Linked DNA regions of Mus musculus: region 2 is linked to region 1. A link is a contact called in ENCODE Hi-C or POLR2A ChIA-PET data. All regions are on one chromosome and are shown on one strand. The core of a region is the stretch at or near the end of the contact, and the rest is flanking DNA. Distances in the headings are between cores, read along the strand shown.

What was found. A loop is a pair of places that touch in the nucleus more often than their neighbours do. ChIA-PET counts read pairs that join two places held with the same protein, here RNA polymerase II (POLR2A).
Region 2: a loop to region 1 is called in a map of left cerebral cortex, with 9 times the contacts of the local background. The contact joins the promoter of Yipf6 here to the promoter of Ophn1 in region 1. A Hi-C loop is called at or near these places in 3 of 37 maps with a recorded cell type or tissue (heart and left cerebral cortex). POLR2A ChIA-PET finds 5 or more read pairs at or near these places in 1 of 5 experiments (Patski).

The regions. Positions count from the first base shown.
Region 1 is chrX:98,887,975-98,895,175 of GRCm38, forward strand. It overlaps Ophn1 (oligophrenin 1), which reads right to left and starts at 3,051. Exons shown (of 25, transcript NM_052976.4): 1 at 2,407-3,051; 2 at 2,108-2,280. The coding sequence starts at 2,261.
Region 2 is chrX:98,933,744-98,940,944 of GRCm38, forward strand. Yipf6 (Yip1 domain family, member 6) reads left to right here and starts at 4,038. Exons shown (of 7, transcript NM_207633.2): 1 at 4,038-4,545; 2 at 6,030-6,158; 3 at 6,379-6,457; 4 at 7,044-7,086. The coding sequence starts at 4,489.

The DNA.
Region 1 (7,201 bases), core at 1,801-4,300:
CAAATATTACTGTGGTAAAATTAGTAGGAAGCATTCCATCTCTGCATCTAGCTACTCAAGTGTTTAGAACCTGTGTAGCTTAAAGAAAAGCAATGAGGCAAGGGTTAGTCATGGGGCTTTCAATACCTCTCCATCCTATTATGAGATACATTGGCCCTGAAATAAAAAAATCACCGCAAATTTCAAAGAATCCCCTATCCTAAGAGCTGTCAGACTTGCAGCCCATGTTCAAAGGTTTGAGCCTGATTGCTAAGTCTTTCGACTTGTAGTCTCAGAAAACAGAGAAAGAAGACAATCCATTACTTGCCTCTTAATTTACAAAACCTTTGCTCTACCAGCATGCTTGTAAAAGATCACTTGGGAAGTGAAAGCAGAAAGAGCAGCAGTTCAAGGCTAGCCCAATCTTCACATTAAGACCCTGTCTCCAAAAAAAAAAAAAAAAACAAGACCTGTATGTATAGCTAGCATATGCAAAGACCTGAATTAAGTTCCCATCACTTGGGGAGGGGTGCATGCATTTTGCCTTTCCCAAAACTGTTTTTTTGAACTGAATGTTTTCTTATACAATTTAATCACCTGGATATGCCTTAGCTGGCCATTTTAAGCATAATTTCGCCTTGCCATCCATATCACAGAAGCACCTCCTAGCGAAATAGCACACCTGTAATGAGCTCTCACTGCTGGCGAATACTATGAGCAGTTTGCAGTTACAAGGGATCACAACCCAAACAGTTGCCCCTTTCCGTTCACAGATTCCTCAAGTTTCTATTTCTGTGGCACAACCTCCAGATCCTCAACCTCTCAATGAACCCTATTAAGAGGAGACACACCCAAAAACCTAGCCTACAAGTCTGCGAGGATTAGCATTTTAAATAGCCCATCTTCGAGGTGTTAGTGGACATGTACTCTTGACCAGGTGGCAAGACAAGAAAGCATTAAATGATCCAACTCAGTTGAAGAACTCGAAGGAACTTGAACAGTTTATGGATTCTGACCAAAAGTGGCCAGATGACAGTGAATTAGACAACCATGAACTAGAGCTGTCCGGCGAGGAGTACTGGCTCGAAACACCAACGCTTCTAAGTCTCCCTCCACTCTTGCTTGGCTGTAGCAGCCTAGCACAAGGGACCACTCAACCTAGACTTGGGATGAGGTGAGGGTAAATCCACTCAAAACAAAGTTCAAAACAGACAGAGACTCCTTCGCACTGTGACTTTACCTTTCACAATTATCTTTCATTTCAGCCAAGGAGAGAACACTTAATTAATCCTCGCTCTACTTAATCGTTACCCTCCATTCTTTTGCATATATATTTTGGCACAGAGGGTTGGCTTGCTTATTCTCTTTCTCATTGGGGATGTTCACTATTCTTTTTCTTTGAGCCTCCTGACAACTAGCAGAAATAAAAAGGAAGCTCTGACCACGGAAAAAGCAAAGCTAGGTAAAGTCCTTTCCTGGCTGCAACTCCACACCCTAGGTCCTGCATTTTAGACCCAGGGGATCTGGGCCCCCTGGACCATGAACTAACTAGACAGGTCTTTGTTCCACGCTGAGACAGAATTCAGTAGTAGGTAAAGCCAATCAACGATCATTAGAAAATGATTGGGGAAGGGTACATTTTTACTGCCCCACACTTTTCTTCAATAACCGGAGCCTAGGACAAACATCATTATACTGGAGCTAAAGCCTTACATTCCCAATTCTTTAGGGGGTGGTGGGGTAGTTCCTTGGTAAGCATGGAAGTCAGCTTGCATTGCACTGCAATGTTGCCCGTGTCCGACAGGTTGGGCAGGCTGTCTCAATAAGAATCTACTAAGAAAGAGTGAATCCAAAGCTAGAGGGTCTCTGTCTCAGCTGCAGATTAAGTCTTACAAGGTCAGAGCCACCAAAGGGAAAGGCCCCAGAGTTCTACTTGTCTTCACCACTTTCCACTTCTACAGACCCCTCTGTCAAATGTTCAGAAACCCATCAGACCCAGAGATCTGGGTTGAAAGTCACTGCAGATCTTCCTAGCCACCCCCCCTCCCCCCGCCTGCCGTGGTATGGAAAGGTTTAAAGGCCAGAACCACCTACTCAGACAAACAGCTCATGGAAGCCTTCCACTTACTTCTCATAGCGCTGATAAGCGCGCTGCCGTCTTTGATCACGTCTTTGATGAATTTATTGGTCCTCTCCAGCTCCTCTTCATAATACTTGAGCCTCTGGCGGAAATCGGGGCTGTCGAGGTAGCAGTCGCTGAACTCCAGCGGGGGATGCCCCATGATTAGGATAGCGGAGGGGCTAGGGATTAGAGACAAAGAGCGAGAGCATCAGTGGCATAATCGGCAGAATAGACCCAGTCAGTGGCTTGTGTTCAGGAGCCACTTCTAGCGACTCTTAGCCTCACTCCCTTTGGAAGGCAGGTACCTGTTCCAATGAAACTCTTGGGAGCGCCCGCTGGTGTGTAGCTGGAGCGCGTAGTCCGGTGGTGGCTGCGGGTGACCAGGAGTGCTTACCAACGTCTTCTGACGCCGGCAGGGTGCAGCCTAGGGAGCAGCACGCCCCCTGGTCATCGTCTCCCCAAAGCACAACGCTGTGTCCCGGGCGTCCCAGGGTAGAGGCGGGGAGAGCACGGGCGCGGGGGCCGCCTCTTTGCGCTCCCAAGCCAGCCTAAGGCTTCCTTCCCCGGCTCCCCAAGAGAGGCAGACTGTGCCTCCCCTCCCCCTTCTTAAAGCCAATGCCACCTTTTCACGCTGGCCGAGCCCTAACCCCAAGACCGAACGAGAGCACAGGATCCCTTTGGATGTCTTCCTCGGGTCTTCAGGGCTCGTCGCCCACAACTCGGAAGCTGCAGAGACCGCCTACTGGTTCCCGGGAGCCATCGTGATGTGGGGTTTGGCACTTAGAGAGTTAAGCCCGGCGGCAAGGAAACGTTGCTTTCCTCCAACAACACAGCAGCAGGCAGCGGGAAGAGGAGGGCGACAACGCTACGCACAATAGCTGTGGTAGCCCGGCGCTTCCCTACGGAAACTGGGGAGCAGTCAGCGCCCTAGGACTCCATCTGGAAAGCGTGGCGGCCTGGGATATGTAGTCTTTCCGTTCTCTCGTCCCATGACTCCACCCTGCGGTCTCCCACCAACCCTCCAGGGTGGCCGCTCTCCTAGTTCTACTTCCCTAAGCCGGCCCCAGGCACAACAATCCTAGAGAGGCAGGTGTACCGCCCAGGCCCCCGAGGATGCGTGCAAAGTTTCCATAAATGTAGCAAAACCCAAAAGGATGGATAATGGGAGGCTGTCTCTCACGAGTGCTCGGTTGGATAGTCCTCTTTTTTTTCTTTCCTCTTTCACCCTTCCTCTGACCCACCAACTCTTTTCCTCCTTTTTCTGTGTCTCCTAGTACAAGACACTAATTTTCACGGGGTTTGGTGCCTACTGTAGCATCTCTTCTAGGCCCAGAAACCTCTGGTGAAGAAACAGAGGGTGGATTTGAACATGTTCCTGAGTAGGGAGGGCCTCACAGAGTGGTTTCTGTGACCCAAATCAATGGTCAGGCTAATAACTACAGCATGTGATTTGCTGTCTGTTAATGGAGAACCTAAAATGAAGTTACTATAAATTGTCTTTCTGTTTATCCAAAAGGCCTTTTGTTCATTGTCTATTGTAGGAGAACCTGGACTGCTTATAAAGACAGCTCTCAAATTAAGAGTGGCTGCAGTTAGGCAAACTATATTTGCAGCAGTGTTTACATTAAATTATATCAGTAAAAGCAAGAAGAAAAAATGGGAAATACAGTAATAATAGCTAAGCTACCTGTGTTGATGTCTGGTTGCTTCTGTAACTGATTGATTACCTCCAACTGGGTGGCTTTTTTTTTTTTTTTTTTTTTTGGTTTTCTCAGACAGGGTTTCTCTGTGTAGCCCTGGCTGTCCTGGAACTCACTCGGTAGTGTCCAGGCTGGCCTCAAACTCAGAAATCCGCCTGCCTCTGCCTCCTAAGTGTTGGGATTAAAGGCATGTGCCAACACTGCCTGGCCAAAATTGCTGTGTTTGTAATTTTTTTTTTTTTTTTTGAGACAGGGTTTCTCTGTATAGTCCTGGCTGTCCTGGAACTCACTTTGTTGACCAGACTGGCCTCAAACTTAGAAATCCACCTGCCTCTGCCTCCCAAGTGCTGGAGTTAAAGGCATGCGCCACCACTGCCCGGCCAAAATTGCTGTGTTTTTACTTTTTTTTTTTTTTTTTTTGAGACAGGGTTTCTCTGTATAGCCTAGCTGTCCTGGAACTCACTTTGTAGACCAGACTGGCCTCAAACTTAGAAATCCACCTGCCTCTGCCTCCCAAGTGCTGGGATTAAAGGCGTGCACCACCACCGCCCTGCTCTGGGTGGCTTAAATTAACACAAATGTATTATTTTAAATTGTGGGAGTGAACACTGGAAATGAACACCACTAAGCTAAAGTCAAGATGTCAGAATGTCTATGTTCTTCTGGACTCCAAGTAAAAATCCATTTCCTTGCTTTCTGTAGCTTCTAAAAGCTGCCCTCAAAGCTTTTGTCAATCTTTGAAGTCAACAATGGTTTACCAGGTCTTTTCTCATGCCACTTTAATGTTACCCTGACTCTTTTGCCTTCCCTGCTCCTTTTCTGGACTCTTAGAATTACATTAGATTCATAGGATAAGCCAGGATAATCATTTTATCACATGATTCTTAATTTAACCACATCTACATAGTCCTTGTCATTTAAGACAATATAGTCACAGGTTCTAGGGATTTAAATATCCTGAAGGGCCATTTGTTTACCTTCCAATAAATTGATATAAATCATATAAACCATCATACATGTGTCTGGACGTGATAGTGCACCCCTTTAATCCAAGAATTCAAGAGACAGAAGCAGGCTGATCTTTGAGTTTAAGGTCAGACTGCTCTACATATCTAGTCCAGCCAGGGGATACAAGAAATTAAACAGCAATGACAATGACACACCTCACAAGTCTTCAAAACAGCCTCATAGGGTTGGGATCCTTATACCCATTTAAGGTTGGAGAAATTAGGTTAAAGAGAAGTTGATTTGCCCCAGAACACACAGCTAATTAAGTGACAATTCTAGAATTACCTTGTCTGGCCGTTTTTCTAGAAATGATGTTCACAATCACTAACATAAAGCAGAATGAGGAATCCAGGGAGGGATAGCATTTGAAATGTAAATGAAGAAAATATCTAATAAAAAATTTAAAAAATGAATGTTACAGTGGAGAGGAAGAAAGAAAGAAAGAAGGAAAGAAAGAAAGAAAGAAAGAAAGAAAGAAAGAAAGAAAGAAAGAAAGAAAGAAAGAAAGGAAGGAAGGAAGGAAGGAAGGAAGGAAGGAAATGAAGGAAGGAAGGAAATGAAGGAAGGAAGAAAATGAAGGAAGGGTCAAATCCCAGAGAAGTAGGTCTGCGAGAGCAAAGGGTGGTGGGGAGACCACAGGAAGGAATCATGGGATCTACAAAATTTAAGACCACATCCCCCAGGCTGCCACACTTTCCAACTGAAGTCCTAGAGCACTGAATGCTCCCTAGTTTTTCTGTTTCTTTGTTTTGCAGCGCAAGAGTCAAAGCTAGAATCTTGCTAATGCAAGGCAAGAGTTCTATGAACTGATCCACATCCCCAGCCCCATTGCCTACTTTTATTATTTCAAAGGTTAACAAATGCTGGGGATGTAACTTTGTAGATCACACACCTCAAATGACCAGGAGTTTGGTTTATTAGGTGGGGGTTTTTTTTGCTGGATTTTTAAAGAGATTGAATGTCACTATATAGCCCAGATGGCCTCAAACTCATGATAGCTTTTCTGCCTCTGTGTCCACAGTGCTGTGATTATAGCTATGTGCCACTAAGCTAAGTTTGATCTCCAGTATTGCAAAGCAAAGATATAAATTAAAAAGGTTATCTTTTCTGAGAAAATACCCAAAGTAGACTTTAAATTCACTGTGGGTACATTCAAAGCAAAACGAAATATAACTTCTCACATAATGCTGAAAATTTTTACATTGTTCTACCATTTGATTTTAATTTGACACTGTATATTACATATTTCTCAAAGAATTTTGTCCACCCATAATATATTTTTATACTTAAAAGTCTGCAATTGATTACCATGTTGAATTTCTTCCCAACAAAAATATTGCCAAAAATAGAAATTAAATTATTTCCTTGTGATAGCTATAAGGCTCCTATATATGTCTCTTGATTTGAGTTATAATTGCTATTATGCATATACATTTCTTATATATATGTATATATACATATATATAATCATCACTACTACTACTACTACTACTACTACTACTATACTGCTACTACACAAAATGATTGGACATGAAACTTCGATAAGAAAGATAGAGAAAGTGTAAGCTAAAGGACCTTGAGTTAAACAAGATTCCTTTAAAAAGGGAAGCAAAACAAAGATTTCTCAGGATCCATATTCTTAACCTCAATATTTAAAATCCTGGTTAGTCTGTTTAAGCCTAAGACTTATGCACAAAACCCTCAGTTTGATTCCCAGCACCACACAAAAAATCTTCTAAGGGCTTAAAGGGACTTGTCAGTATTAAGAACACATATTACTCTTGCAGAAGACCAGACTTTGGTTCACAGTATCCACAAAGGACAATTCACAACTGTCTGAAATGCTAATGCTAGGGGGATCTGAAGCTTCTGGCCTCCTTGGGCACCTGGACTCACATGCAAACACACACACACACACACACACACACACACACACACACAGAGAGAGAGAGAGAGAGAGAGAGAGAGAGAGAGAGAGAGAATAGCTAGTATACAAACATTCCTTAATATGAGTAATATCTAAGTACTCTTCCATGCTTCTTGTTCTGATAAATAGCACTAAAGGTAGAAAGTCATCAGATTAGTCATAATGATAGTCTTAGGAGACATTCTTAAAGATTAAACACACACACACACAGTGACACTTGTTCATTGTCAATATAAGACAATAAAAGCCATTCATTATTATTCAGAAAAAAATTGCATTTTGACACAAAAAAAAATCTAGTCTCAGAGTATATCACTGATAGAGGCTTGCCTGGCATGCTCAAAGCTATGGGTTCAATTCCCAGCAGAATTGGTGACCTCCACTATCCTTGTTTGTGCTGGTTTAATATGGTCTCTCAACTTCCTGGATGTTCCTAGACTGTGAAGTCACTGTCCCCTCTGGGGT
Region 2 (7,201 bases), core at 2,788-5,287, 47 kb after region 1:
CTTAATATTATAGTTATACTAGGTTCCTGAAATAAATTTCAAACATCCCTTTGCTTTTCGCTGGGAACATTTATACGGTGTAGGAATTACCACATGTTGAAGGCTTGAATAAACCTTGGGAATAAGGCTTGGGAAAACACTGGGTCCAACACTTTAAGGGCATTTATATTTTGGGCAGTTTTCAAAAAAAAAAAAAACCTCATATGTATGAATCATAAAGAATTTCAGATGGGCTAAATGCTAAGTTCCACCCCTGTGATCCTAGCATTCAGAAGGCTGAGGCAGGATTGTCAGTTTCAGGCCAGCCCATGCTACATAAAAACCTTGAGGTCAGTTTGATCCTGTTTGAAGAAAGGAAGAGGAGGAGGAGGAGGGGGAGGGGGATAGGGAGGGGGAGGGAAGGAGGAAGAGAAAGAGAGAGAGAGAGAGAGAGAGAGAGAGAGAGAGAGAGAGAGAGAGAGAGAGAGAGAGAGAAACCAAACTCTACTCAAGGTCACATAATGAATAGTCAGTCCTACAGCCCTACACTAGACCAGTCCTCCAGCAAAAGTTGACCCACATCTAACCACACCCAGTTACTCTCCCTAGAGGCAGCAGTTACTGGTTTAGTCAGTCTGTTCATGAATATTGAAGTATATGGATATATAAATGTATATACAATGTGTACTTTTTCATTCACATGGTATCATTCAATACAAACTGTGTATCTTGCCTTTTATATATTTAAATTTTTTTCTTACAAAATTTTGTCCTAATAAAATTTCTTTTTTTGAGACTATCTCATGTTGCCCAGACTAGCCTCCTATCTTGATGTCTCAAGTGTTAGGCTTACAGAAATATATACACCCATTCCTAACTTTGATCTGCTTTTGAAACAGGGTCTCTTGTAGTTCAGGCTAGTCTCAAAGTCCTTATGTTGTCCCTATGGAATTGAAGATGGTCTTGAATTCCTACCTTCATGTCCTGAGTGTTAAGATTACAAGTGTGTGCCACCATGCCTGGCCTCTGACTTATGACTATTATTTTCTAAGAAAATATTTTCTCAAAGTTTTTCAGTTAATTTTATAGTTTATAGTTATATATTATATGGTCTTGAAAATATAGAACTAATATGATTCTCCATACTTGCTAGACAAAATATTAATCTGAATTCTAGTACTTGCAAAGTTTCTAAGCAACTTTTGCTTGTCCTACAAATCCTGCTACCCTGCAGATTCACCTGTTCCGACAGAGAGTAGACAGACCGGAAGCATAGTAAGGAATAGTGAATATTGGAAGTGTAGCTTAATAGCATGCTTGAGACCCCACCCTACATCTAATGTGTAGCACTGCAGAAGGGTATAGTGGCCTACACCTGCTCGCACTCCAGAGACAGAGAAAGAAGGGTCAGATGTTTGAGGTCATCCACACAACATAAGGAGTTTGAAGCCAGACTGAATAAGAGACCCTGTCTCAAAACCAATAAAATATAGCTGACATAGGATACTGGATTCGTTTAGTACTTTGGGAAGATAACATTTTGATGAAAACCAGAAAGTTTCTATTTTAAGAGTTTTTATGCCACCCTTGTTTTTCACAACCTTTCTTTTGTCAACTCAAAGCATCACATCCAGCCAGTATCACTTAGTTAACTGAGAACAGGGAACACCAAGAGTTTGAAATAATCCTTAGGTATCCTGAAAATGTCTTGGCTTGTTTTATGGCCTTTCCTTCTCTTAACTCAGCATCAATGACATTTTTAAAGAAAGGTAAAGATGCTAAGAGTTGAGGTTAGAGATGAAAACTGGGTTGCAGGTGGGGGGGGGGGGGAACTAATGTTGGAGGCTGGCAAGAAACTAGAAGTTACCAATGGAAGTAGGAAGGAACTTGAGTGAATGGATAAGTGTGGGAGACATGGGAGAGGGGTAGCAGGAGGAAGGATTAGGATGGAGAGCCTAAGGCTGTCCTTGAAGCAGTTGTATAAGACATTTTTGCTGTTGTTATAATTGGTTTGTAAGAGTCTGTCTGTGTACCCCAGGATGATCCTGCCACCCCTTAGTGATATCATTCCTAGCTGCCCTGGGCTGTCGTGCCTTGCATGCCTCTTGTAATTAAAATGAGTTCATATCAACTAGCCTAAAAGATTTAAGAGGAGGTCTTGCCAAGTAGCCATGACCGGCCTGAACTTTTCTATGTAGACTAGACTGGCTTCAAAGTAGCAACAGTCTTCCTGCCTTTGGGACTCCAAGCAAGCACCACAGCCCTGGCAAAGCCTCAACTCTGTTATCACTTCCACGAGTGTTTGTTTAAGGACTGAAATTTTACTTGGTTTGAAGGAGAATTACTGTACTAATATTTAAGTAAAATAACTAATAGCCATCCCCAGAAGCTTATTCTGGGAAGTCTGGCTTTCCACAGTCCACGTATCTCCTCCTCCCATCTATTCCCTGGGTTCCTTTCTGAATTACCTATCCAAATATATAAAGCAGTGCATTTTACTGCATAGGGAGAATGTTGATGATGCCAACAATGGCTCTCTTGTTTGACCTCACTGGAGCCTTGGGTAAGAGGTGAGTCAGAGCAACCAGGAGTCAGAAACATCTTGATTGTTTGCCAGGATGAGGTAGGGGTGAAAGTTGGTCCCGGCAGGGGTGGTTTTTTTGTTGTTGTTTGTTTGTTTTAACTTTTTCTTTTTTTTCTTTTTCTTTCTTTCTTTTTTTTTTTTTTTTTTTTTTTGGTTACAGTAGCTGACTCCTACCCATTCCCCGCCTACTACCCACCCCAGGAGCCTCTACTGATCAAGGACATTTTCAGTACTTGCCACCAAGTAGCTTAGCAACTTCAAAGTTGTAGTGGTTTTGGGAAGTTAGTGGAGTGAAGCTCTCCCACTTGATAGGAGATGAAAGAGAGAATAATTGTGCAGGACCTGTGGGGAGACAATACAAAGGTTTGAGGATTTGAAGGAGATGGAAGCTGGCTATGAAGCTCAGGGAACTAGTAAGGCAAGGACGGCAGTAGACAAGGGGATCAGGTTCTTCAACTTGAAGTCGGAGGCCTTTTTCTTGGGGACACGAGGAATGGCACTTCAGAGCCACTTCTGGTGAACTGGTTCTGTCAAGCGCTGCTAGTCTCAGCTGCTTTCAGATGGTCCTAGTTGGGCGCGTTTTGGATCCACAGTGCTCCGCTTTGCTCCGCAGTGGCGCTGGTGGTGGGATAGCCTACTCTCAGCTGGGTGCGGTTAGGTTCGGTTGGGATCGACTGGGCGCCATTGGTCTCGGCAGCGCTTGGCTGAACGCCGATGCGTTCGACTTCGTTTGTCTGGGCTCGGCTAGGTGTGGCTCTGTGCCGCAGGCCACCGCTGGCTGCGTTCAGATAGGTTCAGCTGTGCGCTGCTGGGCTCGGCTGCATTCGGCTGTGATCCGACTAGGTTCGGCGGTGCCCGCTGGGCTCGGCTACGTTCGGCTACACTCGGCTGTGATCCGACTAGGTTCGGTGGTGCACGGCTGGGCTCGGCTGCGTTCGGCTTTGCACCGACTAGCTTCGGCTGTTCGCCTCTGGGCTCGGCTGCGTTCGGCTGTGTCAGGCTGTGATCAGACTAGGTTCGGTGGTGAGCGGCTGGGCTCGGCTGCGTTCGGCTGTGAGCCGACTAGGTTCGGTAGTGCGCTGCTGGGCTCGGCTGTGTTCGGCTAGGTTCGGCTGTGCACCTCTGGGTTCTGCTACGTTCGGCTGGAAGCCTCTGGGCTCGATTGTGTTTGGCTGTGCACCGCTGGGTTCGGCTAAGTTCGGCTGTGCATTGCTGGGCTTGGCTGAACGCTACTGGGCTCCGCTAAGTTTAGCAGGAGCCTCTGGGCTCCATTGGGCTCGGCTTCATTCGGCTAGGTTTGGTTGTGTGCCTACTAGGTTCGGCTGGGCGCCTCTGAGCGCCATTGTATTCCGCTGTGCGTTGCCGGGCTCTGCTGTGTCCGGCTAGGTTCGGCTGTGCACCTCTGGGCTCTGCTAGGTTTGGCTGGGAGCCTCTGGACTCGATTGTGTTTGGCTGTGTACCGCTAGGTTCCGCTAAGTTCGGCTAAGTTCAGCTAGGTTCGGCTGAATGCCACTTGGCTCGGCTAAGTTTGGCTGGGGCCTCTGGGCTCGATTGGGTTCGGCTGAGCATCACGGGGCTCGATTGGGTTCAGCTGAGCATCACTGGGCTCCATTGGGTTCGGCTGGGAGTTTGCTGGAGCCTGGGGCACCGCTGGGCGAGCCGGCGCTTCTAGCCTGCACTCTCAGTGGGCGTGGAAGGCGGAGCGCCCCCTAGCGAAACTGCGTCCCCAAACAGTGAGCAAATAGGCTCGCGCTCGAGCCTCGGAGGCTACCGGAGCACCGGAACTCGGCTGGGCGCCGCAGCAGCCAGCCTCAGGCGCCGGCGGTGACGCCGTCTTAACGCGACCGCGCGCTGACCAGCCCCGGTCTCCACGTCTCAGGTTTCGCAGAGACGCATGGGAGGGGAGCAGTTGGAGGTTTATCAAGATGGCGGAAGCGGAGGACTCTCCGGGAGAACAGGAGGCAGCGGCATCCAAGCCCCTGGTGAGTTAAGAGGACAGTGGCAGAAGGGACTGAGGGCGAGGCAGAGCTCCCGGGAAGCGAGTCGGGAAGGCTTCGGGATCAGAGAGCCAGAGCTTCTTGGCTTTGCAGGCCCTTGGCGTCTACAACCAGCTGACACTACACCTGGTCTTTGAGTTAGCTGCATCTCCCTTCCATTCGCTGGCCTTCTGTGCCTTTCTGAGACTCTCCGCTGTCTGTCCACACTCTAGGGGTTCTTTGACAGTGAGTTAAATGCCGAGCTTGGAGTGGTTTCTGAAGTATCCTCTATCGCTGTCATTTATCACGACTTGTCACCAGTCATTGTGAAGTACTACACAAGTAATGAAACTGCTTCTCACAGGACGTTGTCGTTTTATTGGTTGTAACCGGAACCTTTACTTGCCCGGTGGGTGACTCAAAGCAGCTAATTATTATTTGCAGGTGCTTGCTATCCCCTTCATGACACATATGTCACTAAGAGCCACCAATACTGCTTTAAGAACACTGGCTTCACAGTTAACCCCATGTGAGCTAGAGTGCATTCGCACTGAAGCTTTTGTGAGTTTGAGCATTTCGTTTCAGTGAAGGGTGTTTTTGACTCTTAAACTGAAAAGAAGGTACCTGCCTTTAAAATGGCATAACTTCTATGAAGTGCCTAATACAGTCATGAGTGGAGGAGTATAAGGAAGTCGTTGTTACGCCCTGTCGTTCTTCTTCCCAAACAGTATTTGCTTATATACTGTTTGCTCAGTAACTGCTTTCATTTCTTTTGTTTTAAATTGGCAGCGTAACAGAGAACTGAACTGAGAGGCAAGGGAACTTGGTTCAAGTCCCAGCTCTTCTGCTTACTAGCTCTATTTGTTCATCTCTTCAGCAAAAATATTTCTCGAGCATCTAGAGTGTTCCAGGCAGTCTTTTAGGCACCAGGAATGAAACTGTAAAGGAGGATATTGAATCTGGGGCTGGAGCTCAGCGGGAAAGAGAGTGCATTACATACGTAAGACCCTTTCGGTCCAATCTCCAGCACTGAAGGGATAAGGTCATTTGGGCCATCTTATGGATCAGTTGTGACCCTGAGTAAAGTCTCTCTAAACCCAAGTTTAGACGTTCGGAAAATGATGAAGCTCACCACAGAATAGTGAAAATATGTAAACTAATGCAAACATTATGCCTCCTGCCACATAGTTACAGGTTACCTAGCTGTTCTTAGTTTCCCTTTACTCCAGACTGTTCCCCGTTCTGTAATGCCTGTGATGTGTTTAAGTACGTGTGCAAGTTTGTACGCATGCACGCATGCATGTGTAGACAGGGCTTACTGTGTTAACTAGGAGTGTTTAGGAATTAGTTGTATTGCCCAATGTCTGTTGAGCTACTTTTAGTTACTACGCAAAACCTTAAATAGCCAGGCCCAACTCTAGAAAATGGTGATGTTTCTGAGACATTTTGCAGTTGTAAGCTTAATTTTCTTTCCCCCAATCTTTTCTCAGTTTGCAGGGTTGTCTGATGTGTCAATTTCTCAGGACATTCCCATAGAAGGGGAGATTACCATCCCCTCCAGAGCTCGTGCTCAAGAACATGACAGCTCCACACTGAATGAATCCATTCGTCGGACCATTGTAAGTTAGACGAGTTGAGAGACCACTTCAGTGTTATGGGAGCGAATAGGCACTAATACTTTGAAATACTTTTGTTTGGTTCTTTGATTTTTTTTTAAATATATTTCTTCTACTGAAATGTAAGAGTCCCCCTATGACTGAGTTGTTAGTGTTCTTGGCAAACAGGGGCCTTCATGGTGCTTTGATCAGCACAGGACATGGAGTTATTTTTGTTTTTCAGATGCGAGATCTAAAAGCTGTGGGAAGGAAATTTATGCATGTTTTATATCCAAGGAAGAGTAATGCACTGTTAAGAGACTGTGAGTATATGAGGTTTTTGAGGATTTCTTTCAAACCATTGATAGTTTATTGGTTCTGCTTTATAAAGCAAAGGAAAAAGTAATAAGGCGGATGCTGCTGTTTTGCAGGACTAAACAGTTCTGTAAATGAAATTGTTGGCAGAAGTTTAGAACAGAATTTCAGAAGTTGAGAGGCCTGGCTCATCATATTAAGTTCACCAATAAACATGAACGTAGAACCTGCTCACAGTTGAATTTGCTAATGTGATTTGGCTGTCGTTAGGAATCCAAGGTGATTGAGATTCTCTCTAGGCCCTGACATCACAGGCAGAATATCTTACTTGAATATTGTGTCCATGTGGAGAACAGATTGTCCATAGCTCTTAATGTGCTAGAATGGGGATTAGGAAATGAAGAAAGGGTAATTTATGACACGTGAAAATAACAAACCTTAAAGGATATATGAAGTAAGGGAGGGAAACAGAAAGGTTGGGAAGGCTTAGGTAAACCTTGCTGCTAGGATTCTGAGTGGAAGGTAAGTAATTAGGTAAAGATAGAAAATATGGCATATTGGTTTCTTAGCATCTTGTCTTTCCTCTCATTGTAGGGGACCTGTGGGGCCCATTGATACTTTGTGTGACACTTGCATTGTAAGTATTTATACTTCTTCCTCACTGGAGCCTGTTTTTGTTTAGTTTTGTTTTAATGGGCTTTCCAGAATTAAGGAAAAAATTGACTAGGCCTTTAGGGCGTCTTCTATTTTTT